Regions from separate parts of the Homo sapiens genome. Here region 1 is linked to region 2. Evidence: read pairs that join two places in POLR2A ChIA-PET (ENCODE). Cell type or tissue: PC-9. All regions are shown on one strand. Each heading gives the region's core, and the rest is flanking DNA. Links, peaks and the distances in the headings are about the cores only. Region 1 overlaps COL5A1 (collagen type V alpha 1 chain). Region 2 has its middle 91 kb from the start of COL5A1.

Region 1 (11,403 bases), core at 1,636-9,635, 120 kb after region 2:
CAGTCCTGTGGGCAGATGCTGACGGATGGGCTGATGGCTCCCAGCACCAACTGCTTTCTGTCGGTGACTTTCACTCCACCCACCAGTCCTGTGAGGTCAGTACGGTTCTCCTGACTCTGTGAGGACGTGCCCAGTTGACTTGGCCAATAGGGAGCAGAGCTGAGACTTGGTGGCTCTCTTAGACGCCAGTGTCCCCTCTGTGCTGCACCCATACCCCCCTCCCCATGCAACCCTGCCCAGCCCACTGCATCTTCCTGAGAGTTTTCCCAGATGTCACCCAGCACCTTCTTAGCTGTAATCTCTCCAGGCCCTTTCAACCTAAATGTCTTTAATTCTGGGATCAATCATCTCACCCTATAAATGACTCCCAGGAGCTCTTCCAGCTGTGCTCCAGAATTCCTTAAGCAGTGCCAACCTCGCTGTTCCTCCGACCGCTTCTTCCCTTTCCAGCCCTTCCCTCCAGCGGCTTCTGTTCTCTAGGATGCTAAGGCGAGTCCCAGGATGGCATTCAACTGGACACGGATGCCAGTGTTGTGAGTGCTCCATGCTGAAAGCCGCCTTCTCTGGGGCGGTTACTCACGCAGAGGCGGGAACCTGACTCTGTGCCTGTCTGTTGGCTTCCGTAATCCAGCCCTCCCTGTGCTGAGTTTAAGCCCAAATGAAATTACTGGGCTCTAAGTATGTGCCTTTCTCCATAAAATGTGATGCCTGGTCAATATCTTGGCCAAAAAAAAAAAAAAAAAAAAATTCCTCTGAAGGAGGGTAGTCTGGTCTCTTTCTAGTCACTTGTGAAAATATTTCCTGATCTGATCTCTGCAGTCGTGTACGCGGCCAGCACATAACTGCCCCCAGGCAGGGCCCTGACTTCCAGGCCGCTCAGGGCAGCTACCCTCCCTGGGATATGTCAAGCTGAGGGCTTCGCACATTCTTCTCTGACAACTCAGCTGGTTTCCAGCCCAGTCCGGCTGCCTCCTTCTTTTCCACTTTGACTTTCCTAACAGCCTGGGAAGCTCTGAAGCCTGTGTTTTCAGGCCTGCCGGTGCCAGTGGAGCTGGCCTAGGCCTCCCCAGCACCCTTCCTGACCCCTACGTAGATGCCCAGTGCTGCCTGCCAAGGACTTTGAATCTCTCCAGTGGGGACATTCCGCGCTCCTTGGGTGATGGGAGGCTGAGGGTAGAAGTGAGGGTTGATTTAAGAGAGCAGCCCAGATGGAAGGGCCTCTGGGGGTTGTTCTCCACCCTCATGCTCTGCAGCCCATATCTCTCCTCTGATCTCTCTCCCGGCCTCAGCTTTCACAGCTCTAGAGTGAGGTGGGGACATGGACGGCTGCCAGCTTGGATGGGGACGGGCTAACTCGCATGAAACCCTCTGGGCTGCAAAGCGATGCTCTGAATCTGTTGTTAATTACATCTTCCTCGGGCCGCAAGTTCTGCACCAGAGTTGGTCACTCTAAACCTGGGGCTGTTAGCTATAGTAGAACCTCATCTGCCTCGTTAGCAGAGACCGATGAGTGTTTGCTGCACAGCTACTGCCTGCTCTGTGAGCCTCCATGTTTGGAAATTTACTAAAAATACTGCCTTTGCATTCAACTCGCCACACATTTCTGTGAGCATGTACGATGTCAAAGGCCCTGTGGGTGGCTTTGCTGAGGGGGTGGTTGAAGAGACCATGTTCTCAAAATGAAGTTCGACGTTTCCTGAACAACTGTTCTCTGCACGTTGCTGTGCTGGGTGCATCCATCGGACGCAGCCCCTATCTGGAAGGAGGGCCGTGTGGGCCAAGAAAGAAGAGAGGATGCCTGGCCTGACCTGGGCTGGCCCTGAGGCTTTGAACACCTGGGCTCCTCATCCTGGAGTCAGTGTGTGGTGGCCGGGGGCCTGTCCCAGAACGTAGCACACTTCTCCTCTCTGCTGTCCCCATACTGTCCTGATAGCCTAAGAGGGTGAAGGGCTGGGGCTGGGGGAGGGAGTGTGGCCCAGGTGTTCAGAGGCCTCGGGAGTCTGCTGGGGAGGTGCAAGGAGGCCGCCCTGGCCAACCTGGCAGGGCTGGGAGGCCATGGGCACTTGAGGGGGGAGGATAAATGTCACTTGAGCATTTTCCTCCTCCTCCAGTTCCTTCTTTAATATCTATTTTTAATGAAAATAATACATTTCATTATAGTCATTTTGGAAAACACCAAAAAGTATAAAGAAGAAAATAAAAATGACTGTAAACCCAGATTCTCCCAAACCCAGATTATGAATACAGAGAAGAAAGTACAGAGGGAAATGCGTTGTGGTGGCGGATGGGGAACGCCTAGACCATCCCTAGGCCTCTGCCCTGAGGACTTGGACTTGGACTTTGTCATGCCACATTAGAGTGCAGGCATTCTCTTTCATTCACGACAGCTGTCAAAAGTCTAATTTAAAGTGTCGCCTATTGGATATTGGGGTGGCTCCCCCTTTTTGATACTGCAAGGGCAGGGGTGTTGAGGAAGCTTGCTGTGGCGGGTCACCAGAGCTGCCACCACCGGAGGGTGCTAGAGGCCTTCTTGGGCTCTCCAGGGGGAAGGGAACATCTTGGGGGTGCTGGGCAAGCAGCAGACCCCCTGCCCACCCTCGGGAATCAGTCAGCTGGTGGGAAGGCAGAGCTTTTGCCCTTTAAAGCCAGGGCACTGGCAGAAATGTAGGGTTTGGTAAAGACAGCCTGTCATGTTGGCTGGGAAAGACAGGATTCATCATTGAACTGGGCTAGAGTGTTGCAGAATCCGTCTGGGAAAAAAAGATTGGATCCTGCCCTACTCTTCTACCAAAATGCATTCCAGATGGATCTGAGATGCGAACTTTAAAAATGAAACCATAAAACTACTAGAAGAAAACATGGGAGGCCAGGTTTTACAGTCTTGGGATGGGAAGCTTTTCCGAGTATGACGTAAGCCCCTGCAGTTATAAAAGAAAACAGTTTGACCCCATAAAAGTCAAGATTTTCTATCTGGCCAAAAGAAAAGCAAAAAAACAACTGGTCACCGTAAGAAGAGAATCTACACCTATCTGACGGAAAGGGGGTCGACCTGCAAGGAACTCCCACTGATCAGTCAGAAAAGTCCAGCAAACAAACACCAAGATGGCCGACACACATGGCAAGTTCTCAGGAAGGAAAATACAGGTGACTTTTAAACATGTGAGAAGATGTTAGACTTTACTCACAAGGAGAGAATGGAGGTGAATCCCCAGGGAGAGGCACTGCTCCCTCGGCCAGATGGACAGAGAACAGAAGCTGAGAGTCTGTGACACTGGCTCCTGTGAGGGGCAGTGGGTGTTCCCATGGTGCCTTCTCTGAAAGGCATTTGGCAATATCTATCCAAGCATTAAAACACATGTACTTGGCCGGGCATGGTGGCTCATGCCTATATTTCCAGCACTTTGGGAGGCTGAGGAGGGTGGATCAACTGAGCCCAGGAGTTCGAGACCAGCCTGGCCAACATGATGAAACTCCATCTCTACTAAAAATACAAAAACTAGAGCTGGGCACGGTGGCTCACGCCTGTAATTCCAGCACTTTGGGAGGCTGAGGCAGACAGATCACTTGAGGTCAGGAGTTCGAGACCAGCCTGGCCAACATGGTGGAACCCTGTCTCTGCTGAAAATACAAAAATTAGCCAGGTGTGGTGGCGGGCGTCTGTAATCCCAGCTGCTCAGGAGGCTGAGGCAGGAGAATCACGTGAACCCTGGAGACGGAGGTTGCAGTGAGCCGAGATCATGCCACTGCACTCCAGCCTGGGCGACAGAGAGAGACTCCGTCTCAAAACAAACAAACAAGCAAACAAAAACACACATACTCTTTGACCAGCATCTCCAGTTCCCAGAATGTTTCCTGCAGATATACGTGTGTGTGGAGAACCGCTGTGCAGCACTGTCTGGAAGGGCGAGAGCCGTTTAGGTGGGTTACCATGCAGAACAAAACAAGCACAGCAGCTAAGAAGATGAAGTTTTCATTTGCTGAGGTACACCAATCTCCAAGATATGTTAAGTAAAGCAAAGCAGAATGAAGAATGTTCGTCGTAATGGATCCATCTCTACTCAAAGAAAAGACACACAAATCTAGGCTTGTCTATGATTATTGAAAAGGGATGCATACAAATTGGGACTCGTGTGTAGTTTCTGTAGAGTGGACGGCTGGGTGCACAGGCTGCAGGTCTCTCCTGAATCTTTTGAAAGGGGTTGAATGCGTTGTTGTTCAGCAGGTGGGTCTTTGGAAGGTGGACAGTTGTGTGTGCACAACACAGAGCAGGGACAGGGACGTGGGGCTGGCGGCTCTGGGAGCTGAGAACCTTTCCAGCAAGCAAGCAGCTGGCCTTTGGCTGAAATGACTTAGTCAATTAAAACAACTTGTGGTCTTAAAAAATAAAAAGGCCAGGCATGGTGGTTCACGCCTCTAATCCCAGCACTTTGGGAGGCCAAGGCAGGTGGATCACCTGAGGTCAGGAGTTCAAGACCAGCCTGACCAATATAGTGAAACCCCGTCTCTACTAAAAATACAAAAACTAGCTGGTGTGGTGGCACATGCCTGTGGTCCCAGCTACTTGGGAGGCTGAGACAGGAGAATCGCTTGAACCCGGGAGGCGGAGGTTGCAGTGAGCCGAGATCGCGCCACTGCACTCCAGCCTGGGTGACAGAGCGAGACTCCATCTCGAAATAAAATAAAATAAAAATAAAAAAAGGACAAAGACAGGAAACAAGATCAACCCAGGCAGAGGCTGGATTGACTATATATGATCACTCAGTAATGCTCCGAAAATAGGAGTGTGCCCCTGTAGATGCTCAGAACTGAAACTGTCGTTGCCATCCTTCATCCACTCATTTTACAGGTGGGGAACCTGAGGCTGGTACCTACCTCTCCTGGTGTCACTTAGTAAACTGGGGGCAGAGAAACTGGCACGGGGTCCCTGGGCTCAGCACAGGCTCCTGGGGCCATTCTGCTCAGGCCCATGGCCTTCTTCTCTGGAGAGTGGCTTTTGGCCTCAGGCGAGTCTGTCCAGAAAGGAGAATTCTCTTCTTGGGGAGGCTCTGGGCCTTGGGTGTCAGTGGGCATGAGCAGGCTTCAGGGGACTCGTTCTCAAAGGCACACAGGTTGGGCTGGCCAGGGACAGTCCCAGCCTGGCATGCGTCTTCCTCTTCTCTCTCCTGGATGACTGAGAGCTCGTGAAGGTCAAGGCCTTTGCCTCTCTTGTTTGGCCTCAGGGTGGGGTAAGCTAGTTTGTCCTTTCTCTACCAGGGGGCTCCCTCACTGGGGGTGCCTGGAGGATGGAGTGTGGCTAGCCCATCGTGACCCTTTTCTTCTGCCAGCGGGTATGGGGACACAAACCTGGGCTGGCCTTGATTCAGCACTGAGTCTGTGAGATTTGGGGGAGTAGACTCTTTGGGACTCAGTTTCTTCACCTGTGCGATAGGGTAAAACATTTTGGTCCTTCATTAAATTCACTATTTTCTTCTTTCACGGTATACATGTTGAGCTGCCTTTGCAAAATAACTCACATCTCCTCGAGGATGGGGATGACATGACCCCAGTGCTGATGACAGGGTGATGACACATAACCATTTTTTGATTACTTCCTGTGGGTCTGGCATTGATCTCTAGACATTATGTTTCAGTCATCGGGCATAATGACGAGCTTGTTTTAGAAAAGAGGAACATGAAGGAAATTGCCAGGAACCATACGACTGAGAGCTGGGACCTTGGATCTAGCTGCTTATGGTGACTTTCCCAGCACAGAACTTCTGTGGGCTCAGTGCCTGTCCTGTTATTTGATGTTCACCCGTGGAATGGATGCACACACATTGTACCTTATTCACAATTGGCAGCATCCTGGCCATGCATGGCACCTGTCCCTAGCCTATCTGGTGGGCACTGGAGGTTTGGAAATGCCTCCAGGCCCTCTCAGGATCAGTGGCTGTGGAACGCTGACCACCAGGGCCTTCTTCAGGGAGTCAGAGGGACAAAGGATGTGACAGCATTTGCAGTGGGATGGGCTCTGTTTGGTCACTGGTGCTCAGCAGTTGATGGCTTGGAAGTGGTGTGGCCGGTGACCTCCAGCCCTGCCAGCACCACCCCACACCCTGGTGCTCACTTGTCACTCATAACTGCACCATCTCCATGCACTGCCCCACTAGGGCCTCACCTTGGTGTCCAGCAGCAGGGCCACCTGCTGTCGCTAGGCTTATCTCTTTCCACATCACAGGTATCCTTGCAGTCTTCCTTTCTGGCTGATTCTCTGCTTAGAGGTGCCCCACCTCCCAGGAAGCCAGCCCAGACACAAGATTTGAAGGTCCTTCACCTGGAAGTCCTCAGGCACAGACAGTCATGGGAGGGGGTGACAAGTGCCTGACTCTAGGACAGGGGGCTCTGTGGAGCAATAGGGATCCGTTCATCCTAGAAAAGGAGCTGAAATCCCTCACTTCCTAGGGCGTTTTGTGTCTTGTTTCTATGCAGTCCCTGCTGGAACATGACATTTCCCCCAAACTTCAGCCTCTGCTCTTCCTACCAGGTAGGCTGAGCTGGTCTGTTGTGTTGGAACACAGAGCTGTGAGGGGTGGGAAGGAGTTGAGACCTGCTCATCCACCTTTTCAGCTGACAGTGTTGTGGATGTACCAGGCACTTTGGGTCAGTCATAGCCCCAAATGTCAGAAGCAAAAAGGTGAAGTGTGGTCCCTGCTCTCGAGTCCTGTGTCCTGCTGGGATTGGACAATCAGAAGATCTTGTGATCCATGTGGAATTGCTATCCTGTAGGCCAGAATGATCAAACATTGGCCATTTCACATGGTTCAATCTAATGCTATAAGAATAAACACATAGGATGGCCACTGATCCAGCATGAGGCTTAAGGAGCCCTTTCAGAGGTAGCAATGTCTAAGATGAGGTCTAGGAGATGAATAGGAATTCACCAAGAGTGGGAGTCGGGGGAAGAGGAGGATTCCAGGTCTGAGGAACAGAATGTGCAAACGCCTGATCACTGTGTGATCTTGGTCTTTGCGTGAGGCATTTAGCTTGGCTATCACTCAACACCAGGTAGGGTAGCAGGAGAGAACAGCAAGAAATTGGGTGCCTTAAATTTAGTTTAAATCAGCAAAGGTGTATTGGTGTCTTTACCCACCCATTCATCCATCAATGCATCCATCCATCCATCTATCTACTTGTCCATCCATACCATTAATCTACCCATATATCCATGTATATACCAACCCATCCATCTAAACTATAAATCCATCCAATCAGACACCCACTCACCCATCCATCCAACTGTTCTTCCATCCGTTCACCTGTGCATCCATATCATTAATCTACCCATCCATCTGTCCACCCATTTGTCCATACTCCATGTGTCCATATACTCATGTACCCATTCACTGTTCATCCACCTGTCCACCCACCTATTCATTCAACCAACCATCCAACTGTCCTTCCATCTATGTATCCATTCATCCATCCATCTACCCATTCATCCATCAATCCATCCATCCATCCTTCTGCCCATCCAATCATCCATCCTTCCACCCACCCACCCATCCATCCATCCATCCATCCATCCATCCATCCACCCACCCACCCACTCACCCAACCATCCATCCCATTTATCCATTTACTCACCTATCCATTCATCTACTCATCCTTCCATCCATCCATCCACCCATCCTTTCACCCATTGATCCAGACCATATATCTATTCAATCACCCACCCATCCACCCTCCCTTCCACCTACTCTTCCTTCCTTCCCTCCCTCCTTTTCCCTTTCACTTTTCCTTTCCCTTTCCCTTTCCTTTTCCCTTCCCTTCCCTTCCCTTTCCTTCCCTTCCCTTCCCTTCCCTTCCCTTCCCTTCCCTTCCCTTCCCTTCCCTTCCCTCCCCTCCCCTCCCCTCCCCTTCCCTTCTCCTTCCTTCCTTCCTTCCTTCTTTCCATCCCTTCTTCCATCCATTCATCTACACATCCATTCATCCATCCATCCACTTATCCACCCATCCATTCATCTGTCCATGATTTTGTCATAGCACTGGGCTGCCTCCTCTACCATAGCGATTGGCATTTTTGTGTTAGGGTGGTTTACGACCATCTCAGACTTCCACTGTCTACACTAGGCGGCCAGGAGTGGCTAACTTACTAGTTTCTGCAGTGCTTTGAATGGTACCAGATACAACTAGATTCTCAAGCTGTTTTGTTGGCTTGAACTGAGAGACAAGAGAAATCCAGTTGCAGCAGCAGCCGACGGTACAGTCAGAATCATCATGAGGTGCTGAGTGCTTTTTAAGAGTTATGAGAGGAGGCAGCCTACCACGCCGGAGGAAGTGGGGATGTGGAAGTAACCCTGGCTCTCCGCAGAGGTGGGGTGTGGATGGGAGGGGAGAAGTGAGGAGAGCATTCCTGTTGACAGTAAGACATAAGACAACTCCATGGTGGGAACTGAGAACTGGGAATTTAAAGTCCACATGTTCCTGGATATTGGCTTATAGATTCAGAGACGCAACTCATTCTCCAAATAACTTTGTTAACTTTTCTTGACTCTAAAAGGAACGCATACTCATTATAGTACATTTGGGAAATATCAAAATGACTTTATTTTCCTTTCCTCACATTTTTTCTTTGCATGGTTGAACTCATGTGCAGAAACGGTGTTGTGCCCTGCACTTAGACACAGAGATTTTCTGATGTCATTATCAGCTCTTTGTAAATATCTCAACGGCTGCTGAACATTCCACCGCATGTTTGTATCATAGTTTTCTTAACTGTTCCTCTCATGTTGGGTTTGGGTTGTTTCCAATCGTTTGCTGTTATAAATGACACTTGGATGAACATCTTTCTGATAAATCCTTTCTGTCTCTCTGATTATTTCCTTAGGGCGGATTCTTAGACATTGACTCACTGCATCCAAGCATAGGGACATTTTAAAGCCTTTTTATTGCAGAATTACATTCCAACCAACAGGCAGTTGTCACCTGAGCAACTGTGCCCCAGGCAGTGTTATCCTTAGGTGTTAAACCCAGGTGGACCCCATGTCCGAGAACTGGGGCTGCTCACCCATGCTAAGCCAGTTACTTCCCCCTCTCTGCTCCTAGAGAGGCAGTGGGGAGCTGTGATTTAATGCTTGGGCCCTGGTGTGATTGTTTCCTGGGCCTGTGGCACGTCTTGGAGACCCTTTTAGGCAAGCCCCCGGGTCGTTGTCTGGAGGATGGAGCAGCACTTCCTGCTCCACAGGCTGTCCCGAGAAGCTGAATTACTCTTAAGAGTGGAAACTCACATGCATGTAGAGCTTTAGACCTCTCCTCCCATTGAGTCAGAAAATGTAAGGGAATCTTCTAGAACCCAGCAGACATTCACTAGATGCTCATTACTTTCCCCTCCTTCCCTCCCTTTCTCTGGCCATCTGTGTGCTGAGTCCCCACTGCGGTGATGGAGTGGACAGCTCTGTCTGTGTGGGGGTTCTGCTGACTTGCGGGTCTTCTCCCCACCTGGTGGCTGCACTAAACGCATGTGCCTGGGCCTGCCTTCCACACTGAAATACCACAAGGCCGGGAGGGAGCTGATGTCTGGAGGTGGCTGGTAGAGAGGTGGGCCTGGGCTGCTGTGAGGAGACGTGAAGTCGGGGCCTGCTGCAGCTTTGGGGCCGCAGCCTGACTCAGTCGTCTGGGGCAGCAGGTTGGATTCTTGCAGATGGATTTTTTCAGTGTGAAAATGAGCTCCATGTGGCCCCACACACTTGTGCTTCACCCACTTCTGGGAGGGCAGACGGAGCTGTTCAGACAGCTCCTGCGCATGAGACACCTGGAGAGCCCCCAGCTGCCCACCGCGGAGGGGACCTTGAAGCTTGGCTCCATTAACCCACTGGGTGTGCAGACTCACAGGGGAACGTCAGCTCCAAGTCCTGCCCCCAGTGCACCAATGTGTGGTGCATCCTTTGTTGCGTCTCTGGGATCTCGCACAGTACAGTTATGTGTTCATTCAGGGCCCATGTAGCTGGTTTTGAGTCCATTTCTAGTGTTTTGAAAACTTGCAAAGCTCTCGTAATTGAAAAATGCCTCTGGTCCCGGGGAAGTAATGTAAAATATTCCTCCCAAAGGTCACAGTGACCCACCACAATGTTCCTTTACTTGCATCAAAGAACTGAATAAAATAATTTCAGAGCTGAGTCAGCAGAGCCAGAGAGGAACCCCACTGGGCTCACCCGCAGCTCTAAAGTGGCTCCCCTCGGATGGGTGTGAGGAACCACACATCTGGACGAGTGCGTGAAGGGTTGAGTGGACAGAGAGGGGCTTTCATTTGTAACTGGAAGTGTATTCCTTTTAGCTTCCTCTATCACGTTGTCTGTTTTGCAGCATTTAATAGGTGCTAAACCATCTCCCGGGGCCAATTTCCTTGTATTTCTAAATCTGCCCGTTGTAATGAAACCGTAAAGGCAAGTGCTGTCCGATGCCAGGGCTGGGGAAGAACAATGAGCCAACAGGCGCGTTTGTCTTTTGTCCACATTCCACAGTTTTGTCTGAAAGGGCAAGTGCAAGCTGCACTTGGGCCTGACCAAGGGCCCTGTGAGGACACTTGGTGTGGGGGGGCCCACTTCAAATGTCACACTCCTGGGAAGTGGAGACATTCCTGAGAAGTGCAAATGCAGTTTTGTTTTATAAAGGCCAGTTAAAAATTGCCCATTATCAAGGCAAAGGCCAAAGATCCATGACTGTCTTGCAGCTTCAGTTAGATATGGAGAGATGTTAAATATCTATGTACTTAATTATGTAATGCAATTTCCTGCTAGATGCCAATTGGCATTTATTATTCCATTCATTTGTTATAAAAGCAATATGTGTCCATGATAGAAGTGTTAAAAGCTACCAAAAAGTATAAAAAAGAAGATGAAAATGAGTCATAATGTCTTATTTGTTTAAACCATTATGATGGTGATGGTGATGATTATGATGATGTTAATGATGTTGGTTTCTATTAAGTATAACCAAACACATTACTAAAGGAACATTTTGATGTATTTACTTTCTACTATTTGTTCCATGCCTGTATTTGCAAAATTGGGATTACATACTACTTTGTAGTAGTTTTAAACTTAAAACATGATGAGCAAATCTCAATAAATTAGGAATAAAAGAGAAGCCCCTCAATTTGATAAAGGACATTCATGTAAAATCCACATACTAAATGCTTTCACCCTAAGATCAGGAACAAGGCAGGAACGTCTGCTCGTATCACACCTATTAACATTGTATGGAGATCCTAGCTGGTGAAATAAGGTAAGAAAATAAAATAAGAGGCATATTGATTGGAAAGGATGAAGTAAAACTGTCTTTATTTGCAGATCACATTAGTGACTATGTGAAAAAAATTCTAAGGAATCTACAAAATAACTTCTAGAACTAAAAAGTTTAGCATGG
Region 2 (11,403 bases), core at 1,934-9,933:
CTGAGTTGTGAAGTCTGAACTGGGGAACATCTGGATTTCCAGGCCTCAGGACATCACAGACCACGTTTCACATATCAACAACACGACGCAGCATCGGTCAGGGTGGAAATTGAGAATGAAAACCTTTCCCAAAGGCCGGCCCAGAAGCAGGCCATCTCTTATCCTTGAAAAGTCCCCAAAGACTAGTTTTAGCATCTGAAACTCATCTTTCCCCTCCTAAATCTGAACTTTGTGTTGCAAGGAAACCTCACGTTGCAAGCGTGTGTGTGCCTTCTCCCGAGACCCAGAGCTCAGCCTGTGTCACACAGGGAGCCCTGTGGCTGGGTGAGGCTGTGCCCTCGCCGGTGAGAGGCAGCACTCCCTCCACCGTCCATCCTGGGTTGAGATTTCATTCTGCAGGGTGAGTGGAGTGCCGAGGCGCCGTGCCCTGGTTACAGGTTCCAAACTCACAGCTGCCTTGTCAAATGTCCCTGTCTCAGGCAGGAAGACCCTATGGTTTGATCTCTGGGACCCTTGTCTGTCTAGGACCCTGCTGGGGCCACCTGTGCCTTCTCCAGGCGCCGGAAGGGCAGGAGAGCCCCGCCATCCTATTTCCCAATCCCTGGGAAGAGGTTTGGTTGATGGGGAAAACTGCAGCGTGTGCTCCTTCTGGTGAGTTCTGCATTCTTTCCTAGTGAAGTATTGCGCATGGAAAACCAGAATATATGGTCAGCATTCTTCCTATAAACGGGCGATTGTACGCTGTACAAGAATGACTGAGCAATGCCTAGGGGGTGGCCACGGTGTCCCCTCCCCATCCATGTGGTCCCAGCATGGAACTGGGTGGCTCGGTACCCGACGGACACGTGGCTGCAGACGCGCTGTCTCGCTTCCGTATTTCCAGTGGGGACCTTGCCGAAGCGTGGCTGTCGTTTACGTGACCGTCCTGTGCCTTGGTGTTTCCTTAGCCACAGGGCCCCTTTGTCACATTAATCACTTGGGGGAAGTCCTGCATGTGAAGGGGACTGAGATGGGGATGCTGGAAGCAGGGGTGCTGGCGTTGCTGCCCGGGGAAGCCTGCCCACTGCCCTGCGTCCCACCTTGGCTGCTCCCTGTCCCAGAGCAGCCTCTGAGCCTCCTCAGTGGGCTCCCGGGGGGCTGCAGAAAGCTCAGGAAGGACTGGTTTCTCACTCCTGCTGAGCCGCCTTTGAGCAGATCCGTCTCCAACCCGTCTGTATCCAGGCAGGCTCGAGTCCACATGTGAGAGCCGTTTCAGCCTGAGGCTTGCCGAGAATGTGTACATGGGATTACTTTCTCACTGGCTTTCAGCAGACTCTCAGATGTTTTCCGAAAGAAAGAAAAGTTTGGCTCTGAACCATATTGAAAATCCCAGTCAAGAATTCCACACACATGCTGAGAAGCAGTTCAGCCTTTTTCCGCGGCTAGTTGACGTGCAGTTAATTCTTCCAACAGCCCCTGAAAGGGAGTCGATGAACAGTCAATCCCCATGGGTTTTGGACAACTGATTACAATCACACTCACCATATGTTAGAATGTGCCACGCGGACATGGCCTCCTCTTGCTGGGAATGGCCTGAGCCTCCGTGGAGTGAAAACTCACAGCCCTGCCCTGAGGGGCGATGCTCCGGGGACACCTGCCCCTGTCTGCTGAGATGGGCAGCAACGGGTGACTCCTCCAATGCCCCAGGGTGGTAAGCGGGACCTGGCAAAGCACCTGGCAGCCACCACCCTCTTCTTCCAGTTATGACAGACAGAGCCGAGGCCTCCACCACGGGCCTTCTCTCCCATTACACCTGGCTAGGGGCACCATTCATGTTGGTTTGGGGTCTTGCAACCAAAGTGTCTTAAGACGGGCTCTCTGGAGTCCTTGGAAATAGAGAATTATGTATGGGTGGTTTTGGGGAAACGCTTTTGGGACCAACACCTAAAAGGGCGTGAGGGGTGCAGCACAGGGCGGAGGGAGGAGTTGAGTGGTGACGCGGTCGTGAACTCGGGCGTCAGCCCGTCCTGTGGACGGCTCTGGAGCTGGGATTCCCTTTGGAGTTGTCCTGCGTTGAGGTAAGCGGGCTGAGCCTCCGGACCGACTCCCATGCGGTTTGTCCTGAGATGTGGCTGGGCCTGGGAGCGGGCGTGACCTCACACAGTGCAGCTCCCTTGGGTGCAGGGCAGCTGGCAGAGACTCTGCTGTGATCCGCCGGCAGCTCCAGGCCCGCCTGGAGTGACAGCCTTGGTCTTGAGGGTGGCATCTTGGGCACACGAGAACATTTGCTGCAGCCTCCTCACTTCCTCGAACACTCAGTTACTCTGCGAGAGCTTCGGCTGATCTGTTTTTCTGGGGAAAGGTAACAGAAGGGTTATGGGATAAACCACGGCACCCTCCACCCTCGCCCGGTTGCAGCCAGCCTCGTCATTTCTCCCCTCAGCCACCCATTCTCAATTCCCTTCACCCCCGCCTGTTGCCTCTGCTGGTCTGGCCTTAAGCTGGGTGACCCCCACCCTTGCCCCTCAGGTCAGTGCCCCGGTCACCAGGCCCTTCTCCAACCAGCTCTTGCATCTGTCCTGTCACCCTCACACATGCTTAGGGGTGTGCGCAGAGTTGAAACTGTGTTCTTCCCTCCCCTGTTGTGTGGCAGCAGCACCCCACCCCCCCACGAGGAGCAGGCCCAGTGACTCCGGCTAAGAGGCCAATTTCCCGCTTCAGTGACCATCTCCTTCTTACGCTGCTGGTCTGTTGGCGTGAGGAGCCCACAGTGAGCAAGAGGCAGTCAAGGGAAACTGGAGGGGACTCTTCCTGTGTCTCTGGGGACAGCAATGCCTTAGGAGAAACTGGACTCCTGGGCTCACTGGGCCCGACGTTATGAAGACAGGAAGATGAGCTCCCTCACCCAATCACAGGGGTGTGGTGAGTGGGACCTCCCCTCTCCCTTCCCTTGGCTCTTAGACTGGTGTATTCTACCCTCTGGGTGCACAAGGCCATTAGATGGTCAGGGACGGGTGTCTGCCGTTCTGGAGAGGGGCCCCATCCTCGCTGGCAGTCTATGTCTGCTACTGCAACAAAACGTCTCAGGCTGGGTCATCTGGGGGCAGCAGACATTATTGCTGACAGTACTGGAGGCTGGGAAGTTCAAGATCAAGGAGGCGAAGGAAGGTTCGGTGTCTGGGGAGGGCCTGGTCTCTCACTCCAAGACAGTGCCTTGAATGCTGCATCCTCCGGAGGGGACACGTACTATGTCCTCACATGGTGGAAGGCAGGAAGGCAAAAAGGGGTCTAGCTAGGTCCCTTGAGCCCTTTTATAAGGACACTGATCCCATTCATGGGGCTGCAGCCCTTATAACTCAATCGCCTCTGAAGGGCCCCACCCTTTAATACTATCACATTGGGCCTTAGGCTCCAACATGTAAATGCTGGGGGGACGCACACGTTCAAACCATAGCACTCACCCTCCAGCGGCCTGTCTCCAAGTCAGAGTCTTGCAGCCTGGTCAAAAGGCCCCTCTGTCACCCGTCAGGCCAGCAGCTTCTGGGTGGAGCAGCCCTGTGCTGGGACCAGCGCAGCCGGTGGCGTGCGGGTAACTCTCACCTCCTCCCAGGCCCGCTCAGGGACATCGCGCGCAGAGCCAGGGTTTGGAGTATCTGCCCCGGGGAAGTCGACTCGGCGCGTGCTACAAAGTGGGTCTGTTTTCTAGGATTTTGTTTACCCCAGAGAGCTAAGATTGTTAAACATGTACTAGCCCAGCACTGAGTATATCTCACTTTCTGTGCCAAGCAGTGTGCGCATGCTTGTGTGTGTGCCTGCGTGTGTGTATATGCATGTGTGTGATTAAACACGTGTGTTACTGTGTTTCAACCTCACTGCTATCCCGTCTCATAGGTGTCATCTCCACCGATGAGGAGGCTCAGGTGAGTCAGGTTAGGCCCCTCCCCAAGGCCACGCACTTAGGATGTGGCAGAGCCGTTTGAGCCCAGGTATGTCCGACTCAGGAATCCTCCTTCTTAACCGCACTGACTACCGTATGTGGACAGTTGTGTTTCCCTTCTGGCTTCAGTACCTTCTGTGGCTGGCACCCAGACCATCTCTGACTCTGGCTATCCGTAGAATCCATGCTTCCATAAGTCTGTTCTCTCCGGGCCCCTCGGGAAGCGGGAGATCCGGGAGATCCAGGGTGCCAGAACACCTTCTTGGGCTCTCACCGACTTTCTCAGGCAGCTGGAATTCCGGGAACCCTCAGGTGGGCACAGGGCCAGGCCGCCCCTAACATCGTGAGCATCCGTCTGGGAGTCTACGCAGCCGTGGTTGTCCCTCTGTGCCAGCCTGAGGCTGGGGGTGGGGATGTTGTGGAGGGAGCAGGCCATGGGTCACTGGAGGAGCTGAGGGTGCCTCATACCATTTCTTTTGGGGACAGTTTGCCTCCAGAGTCCTGGCAGGGGGTTTGTGGGAGAAGGCAGGGCCCCGTTACCCCACATCAGCTGAAATAAAAGAAACATGCGGCACACACAGTCAGTAAGACAGAGCCACCGAGGCAGCCATCTGAGGGAAAGTGACATTTTCACTGGGCTCTCTCACCCTTGCTGAAGGGCACAACCTGTTTTGTTTTCAGCTGCAGGCTGGGTGGTGGAGGCTGGGTGGAGAAGGCTGGGTGGTGGAGGCTGGGTGGTGGATGCTGGGTGGAGAAGGCTGGGTGGTGGAGGCTGGGTGGAGAAGGCTGGGTGGTGGAGGCTGGGTGGCGAAGGCTGGGTGGTGGAGGCTGGGTGGAGAAGGCTGGGTGGTGGAGGCTGGGTGGAGGAGGCTGGGTGGTGGAGGCTGGGTGGTGGAGGCTGGGTGGAGAAGGCTGGGTGGAGAAGGCTGGGTGGTGGAGGCTGGGTGGTGGCGGCTGGGTGGTGGAGGCTGGGTGGTGGGTGGTGGCGGCTGGGTGGTGGCGGCTGGGTGGTGGCGGCTGGGTGGTGGAGGCTGGGTGGTGGAGGCTGGGTGGAGAAGGCTGGGTGGTGGAGGCTGGGTGGAGAAGGCTGGGTGGTGGAGGCTGGGTGGTGGAGGCTGGGTGGTGGAGGCTGGGTGGAGAAGGCTGGGTGGAGAAGGCTGGGTGGTGGAGGCTGGGTGGTGGCGGCTGAGGCCTCTCTCTGAAGGTCATCCCTGGCAGTGGTGGCTGTGCCTGGGACCCTCTTGCTTTCCCTGGGGGCCTCCCGGAGGAACAGCTCTATGGTGTTTCCGACCAATCCCCTTTCTTTGGGTCTTGCTGGTTATAAAATGGGAATATTCATTTCAAGTGCCGAGCCAATGCATATTCTTTTCCCACCATCATAAAAGACTTGCTTCCTAATGACAATAACCTTCATTGCAGGCCGTCGATTGTCATCTCTGTTTGTTTTTCCACTCCACCTTCTCAGCTCCTGTGCCACCTCCCACCCCACGTCTTGTTGACTTCATGTTTATCCTTCACTCACTCAACAAGCACATGTGTCCTTAGTGATGCCCCTGCAGCCCCTGTCCCATCTGGCACTGTGTCATTCAGGTGTTCCCGCCTCCCCGGACACCTCCTTCGGCCCCCTCTCCTGGGTGTTCTGGACAACTGCGGCCACGTGTCTGCTTTGCTCCAACTCTGAGTGGTCTCAGGCAGGTCCTTGCCCCTCTGAGTTTCAGTTTTATTTATAATGTAGAGAAACGGAGAACTTGTTTCATAAATGATCCTCACCAATTCCACGTGGTGGCCCAGAGGGCTGTGTTGAGAAGGACTCTGAGGAGCAGCCCAAAATTGACAGGAGGGAGGGCTGACCAGCAACGTGTGTTGTGAGAACAGGAGGGAAGGGGGCCAGGTGGACACTGGCTCTTTGCTGTCCTTGGACTGGATGGTGCTTCAGCACCTGCATCTCTCCGCCTCTTCACACCTGTCCCGCTTTACATCCTCCGTGTGGGAGACGTCACACCCACCTTCAGTTTAGAGCTGGGGCCGCTCTGTTCCCCAGGGCCGCAGCTGCGGGGCAGAGCTGGTTGTCAACTGCGTGTGAGGGTGGAATCGAAGGGGTCCTCTGTGCTGGAGGACCCCGTCCTGGAGAAGCAAAAGGCTGAGTCGCTGAGTTTTCGGGTCTTGGCTCCCTGCCCATGGCCCCTTTTCCCAAGTAGAGACCCCAGTGGTCCTGGGAGCCGCCCTGCAGAAGCCCTGCCATGACCTGGCATCCTCCGCAGGTGAGGGAGCCGGCCTTCCACCTGGAGGGGGCAGAGGGCAAAGGCTGCAGAGCCTCCGCCGCGTCAGCCGCTGGTTGAACGGTCCAGGCGTGCGCGCATCCCTCGCAGCCGTCGACACACAAACAGGCTGGTCTGACGGGACAACTCTCCACTGAGTTCAAGCTCAACAGGCTCAGATGAGACCCACAGACCATTATGTGTTTACATCTGGAACTTTCTTTTTCCTGCATGTGGCCCCCTTCCTGCACAAAAGGTTGGTCTTCTTCATCTCCCAAAATCCATACGGCTTGGCATAGGATAGAAGCACAGACAATGATTTCTGCGATTGATTTATTTTCCCTTGTAACTAAATGCTGAAGTGACAGTAATATAAGCCAGCCCTAGGGGATCTAATTCAGTGTCCTGATTGATAGGACAGCAAACTTGGTCTTGCTCTTCATCTCAGGGAGCCCAGACTCCCCGTGGACAAGGGGCCGAGAGGTTTGTGCAGCCTTCTCTGCCTTGTTTCACGCCGGCCAGTGGCTGGTCTAGGAGGGATCCTTCCCCCACCCCCCACCCCAAGTCTATTTCAGACCCACCTCCTGCTGACTCTGCTCCATCGAGAAGAGCTATAAATCAGCCTTCCTTCTGGGGTGATTATAAAAATCACTCTATTAGCAGTTGACTCACAGTCTAAAAATGTGCTCATGGCATAGTTGTGGCCACTGAGCCTGGTTCGGTGGGACAGGCCCCAAGCCCCAGCCCGCGCCTTTCTGCAGGAGGACTTCCCTTTCCAAGCACGCGCGCTGCCGCCAGAGCCTTCCGGCCGACCCGCCGCGGTGCCCTTCCTAGCGACGGCCTGTGATGTTCCTTAGCCACGGGGCTTGGCCCAGACCCGCTAGAGGGGGAACGAGGGAGGAAGCCATCTGGGGAGGAATCAGAGTTCAGACGAGAAAGGAAATTGCCCTGAGATGATTGAAATGGCAAGGAGAAGGGAGAACCTGGCCAGTCCAGCTGAACAAGCGGATGTGGGGTCGGGGGTGGCCTGGGGTCCCTGTCCTGGCTTTGGGTCTCCCTTGTACCCATGTAGTACTAGTACTACTACTACTCAGTGACCAGCTCTGCTGACACTGGGGTCCGGCGGAGTCTGAGGGACTGGAGGGAGGCTGCCTTGTCTTCTTCCACCTCCCTGGGTGCCAGCTGGGTGGGGCAGGCATGGAAAGCCCTCTGCAGATGTGCAGGTCCCCCAGGAACAGAATGGGGGTTCTAGGTGAGTGTGACCGGGGGCTTCCATGTAACCCCACTACAGTGACCTGAAAACAGGACCAGTAACCCCAGATCAACCGCCAGCCACACCCTGGGCACCATCTCCCCCAGAAGTCCTTTGGTGCCCCAGGGCCAGCACCTGCTAAGGTGAGAATTGGGACCACCTGTGCCCATGTCCCTCAGCCATGCTTGCCCTGGCTTGTAGCTCCCCAGGACAGGGCTGGGCCTTTGCCTCGGGTGGGGTCCCTGCAGCTGGCTCCGTACTGCTGGCCACACCTCAGGACTTGGTGAGCCTTTGAACACTAAGTTCTGAGCTCAGGGGGCTCAGCATTTTAGACTTTGGTTTTGCTGACACTCCTGACCAAGTGCACTTTCCCCTCTGCAGAGCCAGACTGTGGCTTTTCCCTTTTGGGCAGTGGAAGGGGCGGGCCAGAGGCTGGGTCAGGGTAGTGGAGAGAAGAGCCCCAACCAGCTGTGGCCCGTGATGCAGTGCCTGGGGCTGACCCGGGGCTCCAGCTCAGCCTGGGCCTCAGCCGCGTCAGATCCCCACCAGGCCTCCTCCTGGGTCCCAAGGGGCTTCCCTGCTGTCGGCAGTACCAGCAGCTGCAGTTTGATTTGGGGCAGAAGTCAGGGTGGGCTGTGTCCAGAGAGTCACCCTGAGTGGCCTGTAGGCACAGCATTGCTCGGAGATGGCGCTCACCCAACCTTCATGCAGCAGGCACTTCTTGAGTGCCCAGCATGTGCCAGGCCTGGCGCGGCCCGGCTGGCCCAGTGCGAGTGTGGACCAGCCCTCCTTGTTGGGACAGGCAGGCTGGGGAGAGGAGAGCAGGGGCCCGAGGCCGGCATTCTGCACTTTCCATCCCCTCCTCCTGGGCTCCCCGCTTCCTGGGAGGTCCGGGCAGGAAGCCGGGCAGAGCCCACCCCCATGCTCTCAGACTTTTGACAAGTGCTCCCCTTGATGCCAGGCTGTGACGGTGAAGACGCCACTCCCAGCAAAGTCAGAGTGATCTTCTTCCTGCCTCCCCAGGTTCTCCAGCCCCTCAGTGCTCCCTGGGGAATAGCAGCTCATCAGGGGTGCCGTCCAATCCCCAATGGGGTTTCCTGTGCGGCTCTGGAGGGCTCTGGTTCCCTCGGTCTCCAGAGAAACATGTGAGGACAGCGATGGTTTTGCAGTTTCTGGCGCCGCCCGCAACACAACTCCAGGTTAATAAGAAGAGAAAGCCTCTCCTTTCACTTTCTTGCCGAATGCCTTTCCGGGCAAAGAGAAGGGGAGGAAGAGGAAGGCTGGGGAGGGGGAATTCATTTCCCAGCAGGGGATGGGGGCTGTCAGCCCTCGGGGGGCCTGGGTGGGTCTGAGGGAGACACAGAGCCTGGGAGTCCTGCAGGCCTGGCGGAGTGAGCAGGGGGGTGTGGGGGCTGGGAAGGTGGGGAGACAGGAAGGCACTTCAGGGGACCCAGGTGGGCCGATGCCCTGTGGATGGAGGGCACTCCGGAGGCCCAGCAAACAGAAAGCCAGAGATGGACAATGCTGGGAGGCGGGCGTCTAGGGTGTCAGGATCTCTAGGCTGCCAGGACGTAGAGGAGCTATGAGCGGCACAGCCCGCTGGGGTTGGTGGGAGGTGGCTCCGCAGGGGCCTGTCACTTGGGCTTGAGAGAGATTTGGGTTCCAGACTGCCTTGACTGTGACCTTGCCCTGGGGGTCAGTGCCTCATCCGAGAGATGGACTGACTCCCCCTGCTCTGCGCTCGTCACCTGCTGGGAGGCTCAGGTGAGACGGTTTGGGTGACAGCAGCTCGGGTGCTGAGGTGTCCAGTTCTGCAGGACTGAGGAAGCGCCGCTGTTGTGGACGCCGCACCTGCCTTGGGCACTGTCTGTGTAGAGCGCTGCCCAGGCGGAGCCCTGGACTGACAGGGCCCCCCTTGCTCTCCTACCCATCCAGACCAGCAAACAAGCCCTAAGGTGGACAAGTGCCACAGCGACTCAAGGGCACCTCCATCGTGGTCCACACAGTGAGCCTTGCCCCCATCTATGCCATGGCAGGCATCACCAGCCCCTCCCTGCACTCACAGCATTGGCCTCCTCCCTGCTCGGCTCTGCAGCCAGCCATGGAGGCTCCACCCCCAGGCTTGCAAGGCAACCTCCGCTGGCTGTCCTGGCTGGGCCCTCCATGGCCTGGGCTCTGCGGGCCAAGCACGAGCTGACCTCTGTCTCCTGAGGACAAGCGTGCTGGGTGGGGATCAGAGGAAGATCGCCTGAGAAGGCAGAGGAGGTCTCACTGGGGCATCTGGGGACCAGACGCGGGAGGCTGAGCTCATCCACATGCTGGGCCAGCCGCTCTCCCCAAGGCCCTGGAGACAGTCTGAGCCCAGCCAGGGTGGGGCTAGAATCATCCAGATAAGCCCAAAGGCTCAGTGGTCCACAGATGATGGGTCCAGCCATGCAGAGTGGCTGGTGGCTGTGCCAGGTCCTGGGTTCGTGGATACTCTGGGCACAGGAAGCCTGGGAGATCTCAGGGAGGCCCCTGAGGATAGCGAGGTGGGTGGAGGGCATCATAGCATCCCAGCACCCATCCTACGCTGTGTGACCTTGGGCAGCTCGCTTGCCGTCTCTGGGCGGCTGTTTCCCCATTTCTGAGTCTATCGTGTTCCTCAGTGGTCACTGTCTCAGTGGATGCTGCCTTCTAGGCCAGCAGTTGTTAAAACCGCACAGCTGCAGGGACGGCTGAGGGAACAGGACCCAGTGATATGGAAACATGTGGGAAGGCATTGCAGGAAGTCATGGAAAGAGCACAGGAATTTTCTCTGAGCCACAGAGCTGGGCAGAGGGGGCAGGGCATTTTGAGAACCTTTGATAAATTACTTACCATGTTCTGGAAGGAAGGCTCTTAGAGCCAGCTGGGGCTGCAGGGGAAAGCTGACCCATGTGTTTCCCCATGGGAATGGGAGACCCACAGGAGGGTAGGGACTTGTCGAGGGTCCCAGGATGTTGGCTCCGATTGGGAGGCCCTAATTCCAAAAAGTAAAGGGCAGGGTTCTCTCCGAACCCGCCTGCCACCTGCAGGACTGTCTCTGGGACATGCTCCTCCCTGAAAGGAGTCTGGGCTCACAGGGAAAGGTCAGGAGTTGGTCATTGGACTGTGGCTGATTGGGGGCTTCCTGGAGCACCCACTGCATGCCAGCCCTGTGTCGGGGGCGGGGGGGAGCCCAGGAGCAAGCCCAGCAGTGTCTGAGCTCTATGGGGGCCCTGCCCACCCATCGGAAATGGTAGGTGACCTCATCCTGTCAGGTACCTGGTACAGGGCCTGGGGTGGAGGCTTCAGCATGTCTCGGGGACCCACAGAACCGCCTTGCTGCAGGCACTGTCTACTGAGCTCTCACCTCTCACTGCCTCTCTGAGTCCATTCAATAGATCAGGCACGGCAGGGCATGGTGGCTCACGCCTGTAATCCCAGCACTTTGGGAGGTCGAGGCGGGCAGCTCACCTGAGGTCAGGATTTCGAGACCGCCCTGGCCAACATGGTGAAACCCCACCTCTACTAAAAATATAAAAATCAGCTGGGTGTGGTGGTGGGCGCCTATAATCCCAGTTACTCAGGAGGCTGCCACAGGAGAATCGCTTGAACCTGGGAGGCGAAGGTTGCTGTACGTGGAGATCGCACCACTGCACTCCAGCCTGGGTGACAGAGCAAGACTCCATCTCAAACAAACAACCCCTGAAAACACCAAATCAGGTAGCTTTTATGGCTGCTTCTCCCAGATGAGCAGATGGAGACCCACAGGGGCAGCTTCCACCTCTCCAGTTTCCATGGCGAGTGAGGGGCACCGCAGATTCAAAGCCAGGGCTGCCTGAGCCCACAGCCGCTTCTCCCTACCAGTGGGCTCTGTGCCCCACTCCTGCCAAACCCTCAGGGGTGCCTTGGGCTGGACTTGGGCAGGGACCTCTCGTCAGGGACCTCTCGTCAGCGGTGGCTGGGAGATGCAA

Evidence for each region. Peaks named below come from ENCODE experiments on the same cell type or tissue, not always from the same donor. Only the 100,000 strongest peaks of a DNase experiment are listed, where the experiment ranks them.
Region 1: POLR2A ChIA-PET joins it to region 2 with 15 read pairs; 2 of 35 experiments call an interaction of 5 or more read pairs at or near these places.

The regions. Positions count from the first base shown.
Region 1 is chr9:134,661,417-134,672,819 of GRCh38, forward strand. The region is part of intron 1 of COL5A1 (collagen type V alpha 1 chain); the gene reads left to right. Among named protein-coding and RNA genes, the nearest start is that of COL5A1-AS1, 14 kb to the left of the region's middle. In PC-9, for the core only: no CTCF peak of the experiment used is centred there; a DNase peak (open chromatin) is centred at 8,895; H3K27me3 peaks cover 869 bases.
Region 2 is chr9:134,545,273-134,556,675 of GRCh38, forward strand. No RefSeq gene overlaps it. Among named protein-coding and RNA genes, the nearest start is that of COL5A1, 91 kb to the right of the region's middle. RefSeq lists enhancers at 1-748, 7,637-8,158, 8,159-8,679, 9,543-10,145. In PC-9, for the core only: no CTCF peak of the experiment used is centred there; a DNase peak (open chromatin) is centred at 6,899; H3K27me3 peaks cover 2,825 bases.